Linked DNA regions of Homo sapiens: regions 1 and 3 are each linked to region 2. Evidence: read pairs that join two places in POLR2A ChIA-PET (ENCODE). Cell type or tissue: OCI-LY7. All regions are shown on one strand. Region 1 overlaps GNE (glucosamine (UDP-N-acetyl)-2-epimerase/N-acetylmannosamine kinase). Region 2 has its middle 58 kb from the start of MIR4475. Region 3 has its middle 120 kb from the start of MELK.

Evidence for each region. Peaks named below come from ENCODE experiments on the same cell type or tissue, not always from the same donor. Only the 100,000 strongest peaks of a DNase experiment are listed, where the experiment ranks them.
Region 1: POLR2A ChIA-PET joins it to region 2 with 9 read pairs; 2 of 35 experiments call an interaction of 5 or more read pairs at or near these places.
Region 3: POLR2A ChIA-PET joins it to region 2 with 8 read pairs; 2 of 35 experiments call an interaction of 5 or more read pairs at or near these places.

Annotation. Positions count from the first base shown.
Region 1 is chr9:36,250,129-36,255,128 of GRCh38, reverse strand. The region is part of intron 1 of GNE (glucosamine (UDP-N-acetyl)-2-epimerase/N-acetylmannosamine kinase); the gene reads left to right. Among named protein-coding and RNA genes, the nearest start is that of GNE, 5.8 kb to the left of the region's middle. In OCI-LY7, no CTCF peak of the experiment used is centred here; no DNase peak of the experiment used is centred here.
Region 2 is chr9:36,763,224-36,768,223 of GRCh38, reverse strand. No RefSeq gene overlaps it. Among named protein-coding and RNA genes, the nearest start is that of MIR4475, 58 kb to the left of the region's middle. RefSeq lists enhancers at 2,194-2,353, 2,874-3,392, 3,393-3,911. In OCI-LY7, no CTCF peak of the experiment used is centred here; DNase peaks (open chromatin) are centred at 2,183 and 3,293; H3K4me3 peaks cover 1,708 bases; H3K27ac peaks cover 2,363 bases.
Region 3 is chr9:36,688,168-36,693,167 of GRCh38, reverse strand. No RefSeq gene overlaps it. Among named protein-coding and RNA genes, the nearest start is that of MELK, 120 kb to the right of the region's middle. In OCI-LY7, no CTCF peak of the experiment used is centred here; a DNase peak (open chromatin) is centred at 2,227.

The DNA of each region.
Region 1 (5,000 bases), 510 kb after region 2:
ACTAAAATGCCTCGTACTTACCAGTTACTCAAAGGTTATTCTACCTAAACTGAGAGCAAGCTGGCCATATGAGTAAACTGAAAAATAGAACAATGTTACCTAAGGCCAGGTTTATAGACAAGCTTGCCTTCATCTTGAACTCACTGGCAATCTGAGAAACCCAATTATTTTTTTTTGAGATGGAATCTCACTCTTGTTGCCCAGGCTGGAGTGCAGTGGCAGGATCTCGGCTCACTGCAACCTCCGCCTCCCGGGTTCAAGTGATTCTCCTGCCTCAGCCTCCCCAGTAGCTGGGATTACAGGCGCCTGCCACCATGCCTGGCTAATTTTTGTATTTTTAGTAGAGATGGGGTTTTGCCATGTTAGCCAGGCAGGTCTTGAACTCCTGGCCTCAGGTGATCCGCCCGCCTCGTCCTCCCAAAGTGCTGGGATTACAGGCGTGAGCCACTGCGCCCGGCCGAAACTCAATTCTTGAAAGCAGCTTTTTGCATTCTCTCAACTCAAGACTGTCCATTGTAAGTACTGATGAAAAGTGATTGCCTCCTTACAAAAGGAAATTTACTTGCCCCAGGCTGGATTTAAATTTTAATTTTTTTAAAGATAGGGTCTTGCTCAGTCTTTCAGGCTGGAGTGCGGTGGCATGATCATAACTCACTACAGCCTCAAACTCCTGGGCTAAAGTGATCTTCCTGCCTCAGCCTCCCAAATAGCTAGGACCGCAGGTGTGCACAACCACACTCAGCTAATTAAAAAAAATTTGTTTGTAGAGACAGGAGTCTTGCTATGTTGCCCAGGCTGGTCTTGAACTCCTGACTTCAAGGAGTCCTTCTTGCCTCAGCCTCCCAAAGTGCTGGGATTACAGGCATGAGCCACCATGTCCAGCCAGATTTCTTGTTTTTATTTATTTATTTATTTATTTATTTTGAGACAAAGTCTCACTCTTTTGCCCAGGCTGGAGTGCAGTGGTGCGATCTCAGCTCACTGCAACCTCTGCCTCCTGGGTTCAAGCGATTCTTGTGCCTCAGCCTCCCAAGCAGCTGGGATTACAGGCACGCGCTACCATGCCTGGCTAATTTTTCTTTTTCTTTTTTTGAAATGGAGTCTCGATCAGTCTCCCAGGCTGGAATGCAATGGTGTAATCTCGGCTCACTGCAACCTCCGCCTCCCAGGTTCAAGCAACTCTCCTGCCACAGCCTCCTCAGTGCTGGGATTGCAGGTGCACGCCACCACACCCTGCTAAGTTTTGTATTTTTAGTAGAGATGGGGTTTCACCATGTTGGCCAGGCTGGTCTCCAACTCGTGACCTCAGGTGATCCGCCCACCTCAGCCTCCCAAAGTGCTGGGATTACAGGCATGAGCCACTGTGCCCAGCCAAAGTTGAATGTTTTTGCTAAATTTTAGGGCTCTTATAACTCTTTGTATATTTGAAAAGCTGATGGCCAGCAATTTCCAAAATTTTGCACTTTTAGATTTGATATTTCCAATATCTTTAAATGTTCTCATTCTACCATTTGAGTCATAATTAAAAGCATTTTAAAAAGTAAGATTTGTGGCTGGGCGCGGTGGCTCATGCCTGTAATCCTAGCACGTTGGGAGGCCGAGGTGGGTGGATCATGTGAGGTCAGGAGTTTGAGACTGGCCTGGACAACATGGTGAAACCCCGTCTCTGCTAAAAATACAAAAAAATTTGGTGGGTGTGGTGGCGGGCACCTGTAATCCCAGCTACTCAGGAGGCTGAGGCACAAGAATCTCTTGAACTGGGGAGGTGGAAGTTGCAGTGAGCCAAGGTCATGTCACTGCACTCTAGCCTGGGCAACAGAGGGAGACTGTATTTTAAAAAAAAAAAAAAGTAAGCTTTGCCCCAACAGTTTATAGAATATGTTACCAATTTTGTAATATACGTTGTGTATGTGTGTATGTATACACATACATACATCATATATATACACATCATATATATATATATTTAGATAGAGACTTATTCTGTTGCCCAGGTTGGAGTGCAGTGGCACCATCTTGGCTCACCGCAAGCTCCGCCTCATGTGTTCAAGTGATTCTCCTGCCTCAGCCTCCCAAGTAGCTGGGACTATAGGTGTGTGCCACAACACCTGGCTAATTTTTTTTGTATGTTTAGTAGAGATGGGGTTTCACCATGTTGGCCAGGCTGTTCTTGAATTCCTGACCTCTCGTGATCCACCCAGCTCGGCCTCCCAAAGTGTTGGGATTACAGGCGTGAGCCATATATTTATTTATATTATCATAGTTTATCCATGGAAGGACAGATAGGAAACCAGTAACTGCTTCCAGGGAAAAGAACTAGCTAGCTGGGGAACACAGATGAAAAGACTTATTGCTACTTAACCTCTTGTGACTTTTCAATTTTAAACCATGTGAATATACTACCTGATCAAAAATTTAGTTAATTAAAATTATTTTTTAAAACCTCCCCTTAAAAAGGCATTTTACCTTAATTTTATTTTTAAGATTTAACTTCTTTCCTTGAAAAAGCTTTGACTTTTTAAGGTTTTTTAGGTTTCTAGGTAACATTGTTGTATTTTTCACCATTTATTTATATGGCCAGCTTGCTCTCAGTTTAGGTAGAATAACCTTTGAGTAACCTGGTAAATAAGCATTTTAGTACTGCCAGATGGAACATTTACTGTTCTTTGTAAAATAAATACAAATTGACAAACCATGAATGATTTGTTTTGCCTCAGCAAATTAAATATTACCAACAATTTTTTCAGCTCAAATTTGATCACTGGAAGAAGGATTATATACAAGAACACTTACGACAACCATTTTTGGAAGAATATTTTTGTCTCTTTAAAGATTAGATAGTGCGGCCACGTGCGGTGGCTCATGCCTGTAATCCCAGCACTTTGGGAGGCCGAGGCGGGTGGATCATGAGGTCAGGAGTTCGAGACCAGTCTGGCTAGCATGGTGAAACCCCATGTCTACTAAAAATAGAAAAAATTAGCCCAGCATGGTGGCACATGCATGTAATCCCAGCTACTCGGGAGGCTGAGGCAGGAGAATTGCTTGAACCCAGGAGGCGGAGGTCGCAGTGAGCCGAGATTGCACCACTGCACTCCAGCCTGGGTGGCAGAGCAAGACTCTGTCTCAAAAAAAAAAAAAAAAAGATCAGATAGTGCTTGGGTCTTCTGAATATAACTCTCTTGGTGGAATGCCCGTTTCGTTATATTGTAAGTGTTTGCCATTGGGTGAAATTAGCTTTTACTGGGGATTATAAATTCAGAGTGGACCTAATGATGGGACCGTTTGCATGGTCACAGAATTTTAGCCTAAGAGAGTGTTGAGGTACCAACAGCAGAGGGCTACTGATGGAATTTCCAGTGAATTTCAGAGTTTACCCTCATCTAAAGGATGGCACCCCTAGAATTGGAATCCTTACTGAAGTGTCTCTGGATTCCTGATTACAAGTTCTAAATATTGATACACTTACTGAAACATGAACATTGAGATCAGAGTCCATGAGGTGAAATTTTATGTTGATTTAGAGAAGTTTAACATGTTCCAAGTCTGGCTCAGTGGTGTATGCCTGTAGTTCCAGCTACTTAGGAGGCTGAGGTGGGGGGGTTGCTTGAGCCCAGGAGTTCCAGGCTGCAATGAGCTATGATCGTGCTTGTGAATAGCTACTGCACTCTAGCTTGGGCAACATAGCAAGATCCCATCTCCAAAAATGTAAAAACTTTTTAAAAAATTCCATAAAACAAATCTCTTATTCCTTGCCCCTGATTTTACTTTTTGAATGGAGGGTATAGCATGGCAGGGAGGGATGAGCGAGCAGTGGAGCTGAGCAACAGTATATCTGTGAATGGGAGGGCCATAACGCTCAGAGCGAGGCAGCAACTGAGAAACGTGGGGGAGGAGGACCTGAGGTTTGTGTGAAGCCTTTCCAGAAAGGATGACACTTAGATGGAGTTTTGAAGGATGAGTAGAAGACCAGCAAGGAGGAAAGGAAGTTTTAGGAAAAAGTAGGTGGCATCTATAAAGGTATAGATATACGGAGATTCACTAGTTGAACTGGAGGCAGTTTGGTATGGCTGGCACTTTGGCACAGAGAAGGGTAATTTTAGGCAGGGAAGAGATGGTGGAAAGGAAGATCACTTTGAAAGTTTGTAGGAGGCCGGGCGCAATGGCTCTTGCCTGTAATCCCAGCACTTTGGGAGGCCGAGGTGGGTGGATCACTTGAGGCCAGGAGTTCAAGACCAGCCTGGCCAACATGGCAAAACCCCATCTCTACTAAAAATACAAAAATTAGCTGGGCATGGTGGTGGGCACCTATAATCCCAGCTACTCGGGAGGCTGAGGCAGGAGAATTGCTTGAATCTGGGAGGCGGAGGTAGTAGTGAGCCAAGCTCGTGCCACTGCACTCCAACCTGGGCGACAGAGTGAGACTTTGTCTCTAAATAAATAAGTAAGAAAGTTTATAGGAGACAGGCAAACCACTTGACAGCTGTTAAGATCGTCCAGACCTAAAATGAGGGACTGGACTAGGGGAAGTCCTTGTATGGATGAAGAGGAGGAGATAGATTTGAAAGATATTTAGGGGGTGGAATTGACAGCATTTTGGAGATATGGGGTGAAGAACAGAAAAGACAAGGATTTGAAGGCATTTGGATGAATGAAATTGCATAACTCAGAGAACAATTGAGGAGGAACAGCTTCCGAAAAGAAAATGAGTTCAGTTTGGGACACTGACTTTAAGGTGTTTATAGGACATACAGCAGGAGATATCTGATAGGCATTTGGAGTTGTCAGTTTTGTTGGCACTGGTGTGTAGGTACTAATGAGGGCTTGAAGGTCAGGTTTTTATCTTACTCATCTTTCTCCTGCCCAGCATTAATCACAATACCTTGTATTTAGGAAGTGTATAGTGTGAGAGTGAATAGCCTGTGTTCCTTATGAGACATGATCTGGAATGTTGGGGCAGTAATTTTCCCTCTCAAGACCTGTGTTTCCCTTTCTATAAAGTG
Region 2 (5,000 bases):
TAATGTCATGTCTATCTTTTGTATGTCCTGCAAAGTTGTCGATGAATTGACAGTGTTTCCTACAGTTGATGGCACGTTAGAATTGATAAATCATGATGAAGGTACCATCCAAACAACAAGTAACTTATTGAGGACCTGCTACATCCCTGCTCTCATGGTCTGTACAGCCTGGAGGACCATCAACTCAGCCTCCTCTCCAATCACTGCTGGGTGGCCAGACAGGACATTTTTCACTTGCTATGAACTGCTTGAACCCTGATTCAACTATGGATTCAGAGAGTCAGATTTCTTACAGGCAAGTGCCTCTCAGGAACCAGAAAATGGAAGCAAGAAGGCTGGAGGCTTCTAGCAAGGAAATGGCAGAACCCAGCCCAGGACTGGAGAATGGTTCAGCTGGGAAAATTGGGATTGTGATAGAAAAAGGAAAACCACTCTGGGACAGGTTATAGGGAATGCACTGGGATATGCGGGACACCTGGGCAGACCTATGTGGCTTGTGAGACATCCCATGCATTCCCCCCTCCCTCCACTCCTTCTCTCAGTCCTGAAAGTCGTTTGCCCAAGGCCACACACAAGCTCATATATTTCTGGAGAGGATTAGGGATAATCTGTGCCTCTTCTGATGTACTGCCCTTCAACTCAAGGTTCTGGGTGTTGCCTCATCTCAAATTGCCTCTAATTGCCATAAAGAGGAAAATTCAGCCACCTCAACAGAAATCTTCTTGCTCTTCCCCAAGTTGTTCTACACACAAAGTCAGAGTAATTATTTGAAAATCACATGGTGCTTCCCTGTAAAAATATTCAGTGGCTTCCCAGTATCCCGAGAAAAAAACCATCTAAACTCCTATTATAAAAACATTCGAAGGAGTTCTGCACGGCCTGCTCTCCTCTGCTCTTACCTCGGACCTCCCCGTCTAGCCTGGCTGCTTCGCCCTACATGCAGCACACTCATCTCAGCTTTGGGGACTTCTCTCATGTTGTTCCCTCAGCGTGGAGACTTCTCCAACTGCCAATAGTGCCCTGCTCTCTAGTTCAGCTCAAATGTCACTTTCCCAGTATTGCTACCTGAATTATGCCCCATTATTTTGTTTCTTGACACACTTATTCAATGTGTAATTATAGAAGAGACTGCGGGTTTGTTTACTGTGTTTCCACCCATAGATGGTGAGGCCCATGAGGAGAGGGTCTGAAGGTGTTTCCTCAGAGCCCAGACCATTCACATAGATCACCGTGTATCTTCAAGTCTGCATTCTGAAAGCTCCCGTGTCACTAAAAGTATGACAAAATAAATGCATTATGGGAAAGAAACAGAAAGGAAGAGAAGGGAAGAGAAGAGAAGGAAAAAAGGAAGGAAGGAAGGAGGGAGGGAGGGAGGGAAGGAAGGAAGGAAGGAAGGAAGGAAGGAAGGAAGGGAGGGAGGGAGGGAGGGAGGGAAAGAAAAAGCAAAAAAGAGCGTAGACCAGCGCCTGGTACAGGAAGCACTGAATCCATTTTGTTAAACCAGAGCTAACCCTTGAAGGCCTCTTTCTAGATGAAAAGGAACCTGCCAGGCGCGGTGGCTCATGCCAGCACTTTGGGAGACCCAGACGGGTGGATCACCTGAGGTCAGGAGTTCGAGACCAGCCTGGCCAACATGGTGAAACCCGTCTCTACTAAAAATGCAAAAATTAGCTGGGCGTGGTGGCGGGCGCCTGTAATCCCAGCTACTCGGGAGGCTGAGGCAGGAGAGTCGCTTGAACCCGGGAGGTGGAGGTTGCAGTGAGCCGAGATCACGCCACTGCACTCCAGCCTGGGAGTCAACACTGAAACTCCGTCTCGAAAAAAAGAGGAACCTGAGGCAATGGAGACCCCCTGAAGGATGAGGTCTGGGGTTGTCACACAGGAAAGCAGCGGATGAAGGCGCAGCCCAGAGCCCTTCGGGGGCCTCTCAGGCCACCAAGCAGCCCGGGAGTCCCGACAGTTCGCCTCTGGGGCCTCAGTGTTAGGGACGGGGAGAGGCGGGGCTTCCTCCGCGGGGGCGGTGCCTCGGCCCAGTTCCAGGGGCGGGCTCTTCCTCAGGGAGCTTCCTCATTGGCTACCCACTCGCCCAATGAAGTTCCACCTCTCGGAGGTAGACGCTCTACCCAAGTGGGCCCCTCTCTATGGTCCCACTTCCTCCCGCCCAGAGTCTCCGGGGAACCACAACACGTTACCCATGGGCACCTGTGAAGCTGAGGCAACCTTCTGGACCCCAGCGCACGCTCTCGGCCAGCTGTCTTCCTGCTCGAGCCCCTTATGCACAGGAAGTCTCACTCCTCGCCGAAGAGCAGGTTCATCTATTAATTCAGTCAACCAACACGCAACACCTGCTGTGTGCCAGGCTTTGTGCAGGCGCTGGGGGCATAGGAGGTGATCCGGTTTCTTTCTGTGCATTCTCTCTTACTCTCTTAGAACCATCTCAGACACAGCCTGGGCTTAGTGACCTCCACGTGTGGGACATTCTTGTTTGCTCAGACGTCCCTCCTGGAGATCTCCAGTCCTCCTGGATGCTTGTCCCACAGTCCCCCTCCAGCACGACATGAGTCATTCGTTTATTTACTCAAAAAATATTTAGCGATCACCTACTAGAAGCCGACACTGTTGTAGGTTCTGGGGATGGCGCTGTGAACACGGCAGATGGAATTCGTACTCTCTTATATGCTGATTGAGCAAAGACAAGAAACAAATAATAGATGAATGTGATTGTTTGCCATGCAGTGATCACTGCTGTGAGGAATGAAAGCTGGGCCCCACGGAGGAGACGATGTTTCCGCAGATGGCTCTGGTCGAAGAAACATCAGTTCTCCCCACACCTGTTCCTCCTCTTTCTGTCAGTGGCGTCTCCAGTCTCTCCTGACCAGAAAACCTGGAGTCCCCAGCTCTTCCCCTGTGGACTCCATCCCATGTCCCTCTCGCACCGGCCCACTCCCTGCACGCCTTCCCGTCCTCCCCACCTCGTCTCTTCCCTCCCTTCCTCTTGTCTCATTCCTGTCCCCTTCTAACTCATCTTCGCCCGCCGCTGCCAGGGTCGCCTCCCATCCATAGCTGCTTAAAGACCTGCGGTGGTGACCAGGTGCTCTCGACAGAAATTGCATAATTCCAGCTTGATAATCAGTGTCCTCCACAATCTTGTCCTAGCTAGCCCCCCAATCTTATCCTTCATGACAATGTTTTGCACCCCCAGCATGGGGACTTGGCGGTATGTTCACAGCGTTTACCTCCTCTGACCCCCTGCTCGCCGCTAGTTTCCTCCTCCTGAAGGCCCTCCTCCACCCTTGGTGGCTAAGTGCCGGCGCCACCTGCCACCTGCGCCACCTGCCACCTGCCACCTCCTCCTCCGAAATTCCTTCCCTCACACGCGCACACACACATCACACACACCACAGCACACACACACCACACACACACACCACTCACACACACCACTCACACCACACACACACCACAGCACACACACATCACACACACCACAGCACACACCACTCACAGCATACACACCACAGCACACACACCACTCACACACATCACACACACCACAGCACACACCACTCACACCACACACACCACAGCACACACCACAGCACACACACACACCACTCACACGCACCACTCACACACCATTCACGCACCACGCACACACCACAGCACACAGACACATCACACATACCACTCACACACACCACACACACCACAGCACACATACATTACACACGCCACTCACACACCACAGCACACACCACTCACACACCACACACAGCACACACACATCACATACACCACATACACCACACAAACACACCACACACAAACCACTCACACCACAACACACACATACCACACACACCACAGCACACACACACCACACACACACCACACACACCACAACCACTCACCACACACACCACTCACACACCACAGCACACACACAACTCACACACACCACAGCACACATGCACTACATGCACCACTCACACGCACAAAACAGACACACCCCACTCACACACACCACCTACACTACAGCACACACCATTCACACACACCACAGACACCATTCACACACACACAACTCACGCACATCACACAGACCACATACACAACCACACACATCACACACACACACACCACATACACCACAACACACACACCACATAAACACACTACACACCACACACACACACATCACTCACACATGCCACTCACACCATACACCACTCACAATACACATACCACATACACCACACCACACACAAACATCACACGCAAAGACAACACACACATTACTCACCACACATACACCACATCATACATGCACACGCACCACACATACACATGCACCACACATATGCCACGTCACACACATCATACACAAATACACCCCCCACACCCCACACAAACACCCCACACAACTGTACACACCACACAGCTGTCGTCGTGGTCCTCCTTCCTCCAAGGCCCTCAGCGCCTTACCTGCCCCTCTCTTGACCCAGCAGTTGCTGAGCTGCTTCAGGACAACAGCATTTCCCAGCACATGTGGCCCCCTGAGGCAGTGCCACAGAAGGGAGTGACTGAGTGCGTGTTCACCCTGTGACCTTAGACTATTTAAGCCCTCTCTGCCTCCGTTTCCCTATGTGTAAAATGAGGACCAACTAGGTGGATATACATCAGTACTTAAAACAATGATTGACAGTCCTACTGACTGTGATGGTGACCGTAACTAGTCCTGGGTAGAGGAGTCAGAACGACGGTGCGGAAGCAGATGCCAGCTCAGATCTCAGGGAGGGCCTCGGGGTCGATCCACCCCAGGTCAGCCTAAGTCAGTCTCTCCCAGGTCTCCCCTCCTGCCTGACAGGCTGGTAGGACCCGGGAGGATACCCAGCTGGATGCTCTCCTCCCCCCAAAAAAGCTGGGGAGATGCCTATCCTTACATATTACCCACACTCCACGCACACACACACACACCTGCTTCCATCCTGTGACTGAGC
Region 3 (5,000 bases), 75 kb after region 2:
TGTCTTTTTATGGCTTGATAGCCCATTTCTTTTTACTGCTGAATAATTTTCCTTTGTATAAATGTACAATTTGTTTATCCATTCACCTATTGAAGGACATTTGGTTGCTTCCAATTTTTAGCAATTATAAATTGCCACTCTAAGCATTCATATGCAGGTTTTTGAGTGGACTTAAATTTTCAAACCAATTGAGTAAAGACCTAGGAGCTTAATTACTGGGTTATATGGTAAGATTATGTTTAATTTTGTAAGAAACTGTCAAACTGTCTTCCAAAGTGGATATAACAGTTGGTGTTTCTGCTAGCAGTGAAAGAGAGTTCCTGCTTCTCCACATTCTTGTCAGCATTTGGTATTTGTTTGGTGTGTGTGTGTGTGTGTGTGTATGTATTTTAGCCATTCTAATCGGTGTGTAGTGGTATCTCTTCATTTAAAATTCTCTAATGACAAATGATGTTTCATCTTGTCATATGTTTATTTGCCATCTGTATATCTTCTTTGGTGAGGCATCTGTTCAGACCTTTTGCCCATTTTTAAATTGGGTTTTCTTATTGTTGAGTTTTAAGAATTCTTTTATATTTTGGATACAAGTCTTTTTGCAAATGGATACGAGTTCTCGCAAATATTTTCTCCCATTCTGTAGGTTGTCTTTTCACTTTCTTGATGGTGTCCTTTGAAGCAAAAAGTCTTTTTAATTTTGGTGAAGTCCAATATGTAACTTTTTTCTTTTGTTGCTTGTGCTTTTGGTAGCATATCTAAGGAACTATTGCCTAACCCAAGGTCACATTTACTCCTACATTTTCTTCTAAGAATTTTTATCATTTTAGTTCTTACATTTAGGTCCCTGATCCATTTTGAGTTTTTATATGTGGTATGAGGTAGGGAATCCAACTTCATTTTTTTTACATGTGTATATCTAGTCGTTCTAGCACCATTTATTGAAAAGACTATTCTTTCCCTATTGACTTGTCGTGGCATCTTTGTCAAAACGCAACTGGCCATTGTAATAATCAGAACAATGTGACCCCCTACACACACACAACATCCTAATTCGTGGAATCTACAGATGTAATATGTTACATGTCAAAGGAGAATTAAAGTTGCAGATGGAATCAAGGTTGCCATTTAGCCCACCTTAATATAGGAAAATAATCCTGCAGTATCTGGATGAGCCCAATGTAATCATAAGCATCACTAAAAGTGAAACAGAGAGACAGAAGAATTCAGAGTCAGAGGGAATGTGACTACAGAAAAAGTCAGAGTGATGTGATGTGAGAACAACTTGACTTGCCTCTCTTAACTTTGAAAATAGAGGAAGGGAACAATGAGTCAAAGAATGTAGGCTGCTTCTAGAAGTTGAAAAAGGCAAGAAAATGTATTCTACCCAGAGTCTACAGAAAGGAATGCAGCCCTGTCAGTGCCTTAATTTTGGCCTGGTGGGACTTGTGATAGACCTCTGACCTACAGAACTGTAAGATAATAAATCTGTGTCTCCAGCCACTAAATTTCTGGTTATTATGAGAGAACTAGAAAAATAATACAATTATAATGTGTTTATTTTTGGACTCTCAATTTTATTCTCTTGATCTTATATGTATATCCTCATGCCAGTACCACACCATCTTGATTATTGTAGCTTTGTAGTAAATTTTGAAATTGAGAAGTGTAAGGCCTCCAACTTTGTTCCTTTTCAAGATTGTTTTGGTTATTGTGGGTCTTTGCATTTTCATATTAATTTTAGAATCAGCTTGTCAATTTCTGTAAAAACAACTACAACACACAGCTGAAATTGTGATAGGGATTGCATTGAATCTGTTGGATCAGGTTGGATAGCACTGCCATCTTAACAACATTATGTTTTCCAATCCATGAACATGGGATGTCTTTCCATTTAGGTCTTATTTCTTTCAATGATGTTTTGTAGTTTTCACTGTACGTGTGTTACACTTTTTTCCTAAGTATTTTTCTTTCTTAATTGTTGTTTTTTAAATTTCATTTTCAGATTCTTCAGTGTTAGTGTATAGAAACAAAATTCATTTTTATATATTGACCTTATATCCCACAGCTTTGTTGAACTTATTAGTTCTAATAGTTTGTTTTTGTATGTGTGTATTCCTTAGTGTTTTATATATACAAGATCATGTCATCTGCAAATAGAGATAGTTTCACTTCTTCTTTCCAATATGGATGACTTTCATTTCTTTTTCTAGCTTAATTGCCCTGGCTAGATCTTCTAGTACAATGTTGAAGAGAAGTGGCAGGAGCAGACATCCTTGCATTGTACTTGATCATAGAGTGAAAGCATCCAATCTTTCACCGTGAAGTATGGTCCTAACTTTGGGTTTTCAGGCTGAGGAAGTTCCCTCCTATTCTTAGTTTGTTAATTATTTTTATTACAGAAGGGTGTTGGACTCTGTCAATTCTTTTCCACATCTATTGAAATGATCATGTAGGGTTTTTTGTCTCTTATTCTCTTAAAGTGGTGCATTACATTAACTTATTTTTAGATGTTAAGCCAACTCCCAGGGCATTTTTAAAAACATCCATTTTGTGCAAAGTTCTATGACTCATATACATTAATTCAGGTCATTTACAGGACATTTCTAGACATTCTAATTTCTTCTTTACAAAACTACTGTCTCACAGGCATTAGTTTCATATAGATGAAACTAAAGCAATTAGAGGGATAAAGCAACTTCCTCTGGGTCATGTGTCTGATAAGTGAGAAACCAGCATTACACCCAATTTTGACATTTTGTTCTCCTCACCCTGCCACTCTGTGTCTCCATACTCCTCAAACATCAGTCCCGGGGCAGACAGCTCCCAAGGCACAAAAAGTACAGGACTAAGGGAAAGATTCACCGACAGTCAAGTGATCCTCCTGTTACTTTAACGCTTTCAGGTAATAGCTGATCATCCAAGGGTTGAGGACGGCATCCAAGTAACTGTTGAATTCTTTCACCCCTCAACATGCTCCTCTCCTCCCTCCAGACCCTTATAATCAAACTCATTTCTAGAGATGACAGTTTTGAGGTATGGACCCCACCTTTAGCAAGCACCAGGTTAAAGCCCAGACCAGACCTTCCAGATACCTCAAACCATTCACCCGTCAGGGGCATGAACTCTTCCCCTAGGCCCTCCTGCATAGGGGTAAGGCTTCTCGCTGTAGTTTATCTGAAGATCCAAGACTGATAAAGAAGCACTCTGAACAGTTGATGGTGCTGGATCCTCTGTTTGAATACGAGATACTCTGCCTTTTGACTTCTGGTTGAACCAGATGTCTGTGTAGCCACCACCTGGCCACAAGGTTTTCCTAGAGCAGGCTTGTGCTCTTTCTTCCAGGTCCTTATTCTGAGGCCCTTCCAATCTCCACTATCCTAGATTCTCTGTGTTCCAGTCTCATTTTCCTGTCTAATCCATTTTATTCGCAGTTTCCTTAGCTTCTTACCATTTTTCCAACAACATCATCAAGTCGCCTGGGTTCTGAGGATCTGTATCTCCACTGATGCCAGAATAGACAGACCTTCTCAGGGTTCAGCAGTTCACACTTGCATGTTAACCGTCGCCATCACCTCACCCTCCTGCTTATAGTATGTGCTCCAGATGCCGCATTACAAAGTCAAACATCAAAGGCACTGAATCACATCATTTTAATACATTAACCTTCAGGCTCTTGCTTACTCTTTGATTACTCCAAATACTGTTAGACGTGGCAGTGGGGGCAGGAGATTTTGCCATGGTAATGAACAGGAATTCTGTGAAAGATAGTTCTTACAATAAACTTACTGTCCAAAGAAAGGTGCCTCACAACACCTTACAGTTCAAAACAATACCCAACACTCTGGGAATACCAATGAACATAGGACTTAATATCATAGTACCTTCATTTTTTCAATCCCTTTTCCAGAGTCTCCCATACCTTTCCCACAGCTTCTTTCAGTTCCTTTAACTCAGAAACAAGCTAAATCTCTGCCAAGGTTCACCCCAAATCCTGATGTAGAGCCTGCTGGATGAGTATTGGGCTAGCCAGAAAAAGCCCCAGCTAGAGTCCATCTACCTAGGAAAAGAGCAGTGAAGTCGCATCTGTATCTGTACCACAGTCTAGAGAGGCACACTCCACATTTATTGCAGTTGGCTCTGCCCCCACACTTGGCAACAGGCACCCCAGATCTGTTGTGTAACACAAATAAACTCACAACAACAAAACTATTAATACCACCACCTGATATCCAGATGTCTTGATCATTTTTATCTTCGTGGTTTCTAAAAGATCATTGTACCTACTATCTTATTTGACAGGATAAATATTATTATTATTTCATTATGAAGATGAGAAAATAGATGGTTAAGAAAGAGGTAAGCTCTACTAAAGAGATTGTAGATATCTGAGATTTTATAGATAGTAAGTGGGAGTCAGAACTAGAAGCTAAGTCTTCAGACTCCTTGTGCGGTGCTTTCTGCTATTCTCTGCTAAATCTGCTCTTCAGTGCGGCTTCACTATTTGTTTGAAGAAGGGTCCCAGGATATATCTTTATTCAAATGTATGTATACATATCTCAAAGTCAATGATAATTATTAATAAATCATCAGGGATGGACTCAGTAGCTCACACCTGTAATCCTCTTTGGAGAAGATGGAAAGAATTGGAAAAATATTTTTTTTTTCAGGAAGCTTATGGGACAACCTAAATAAATTAATTCAGATAAACAAATTACATCATTTTTTAAGACTATCACAAAATCTCACTAGTTTGTAAAGAGATTAGTCTCACAATTATTAATAAATATTTGCATTATAAATCATTGCAAAGAATAGGATTTTTTAAAATTATATAATGCTGTAGGCCCTATATTACAAAACAACAGAAAGTTCTTCAAAATGCATGAAATTACAGAGGAACCTAGAAGCTGAAAGTCTTTTGATTATTTTCTTAGTAGACTCTATTCTTATTCAGAGGAAAACACTCTGAACTTGTTACTTTAACAAATAAGAATCACATAACT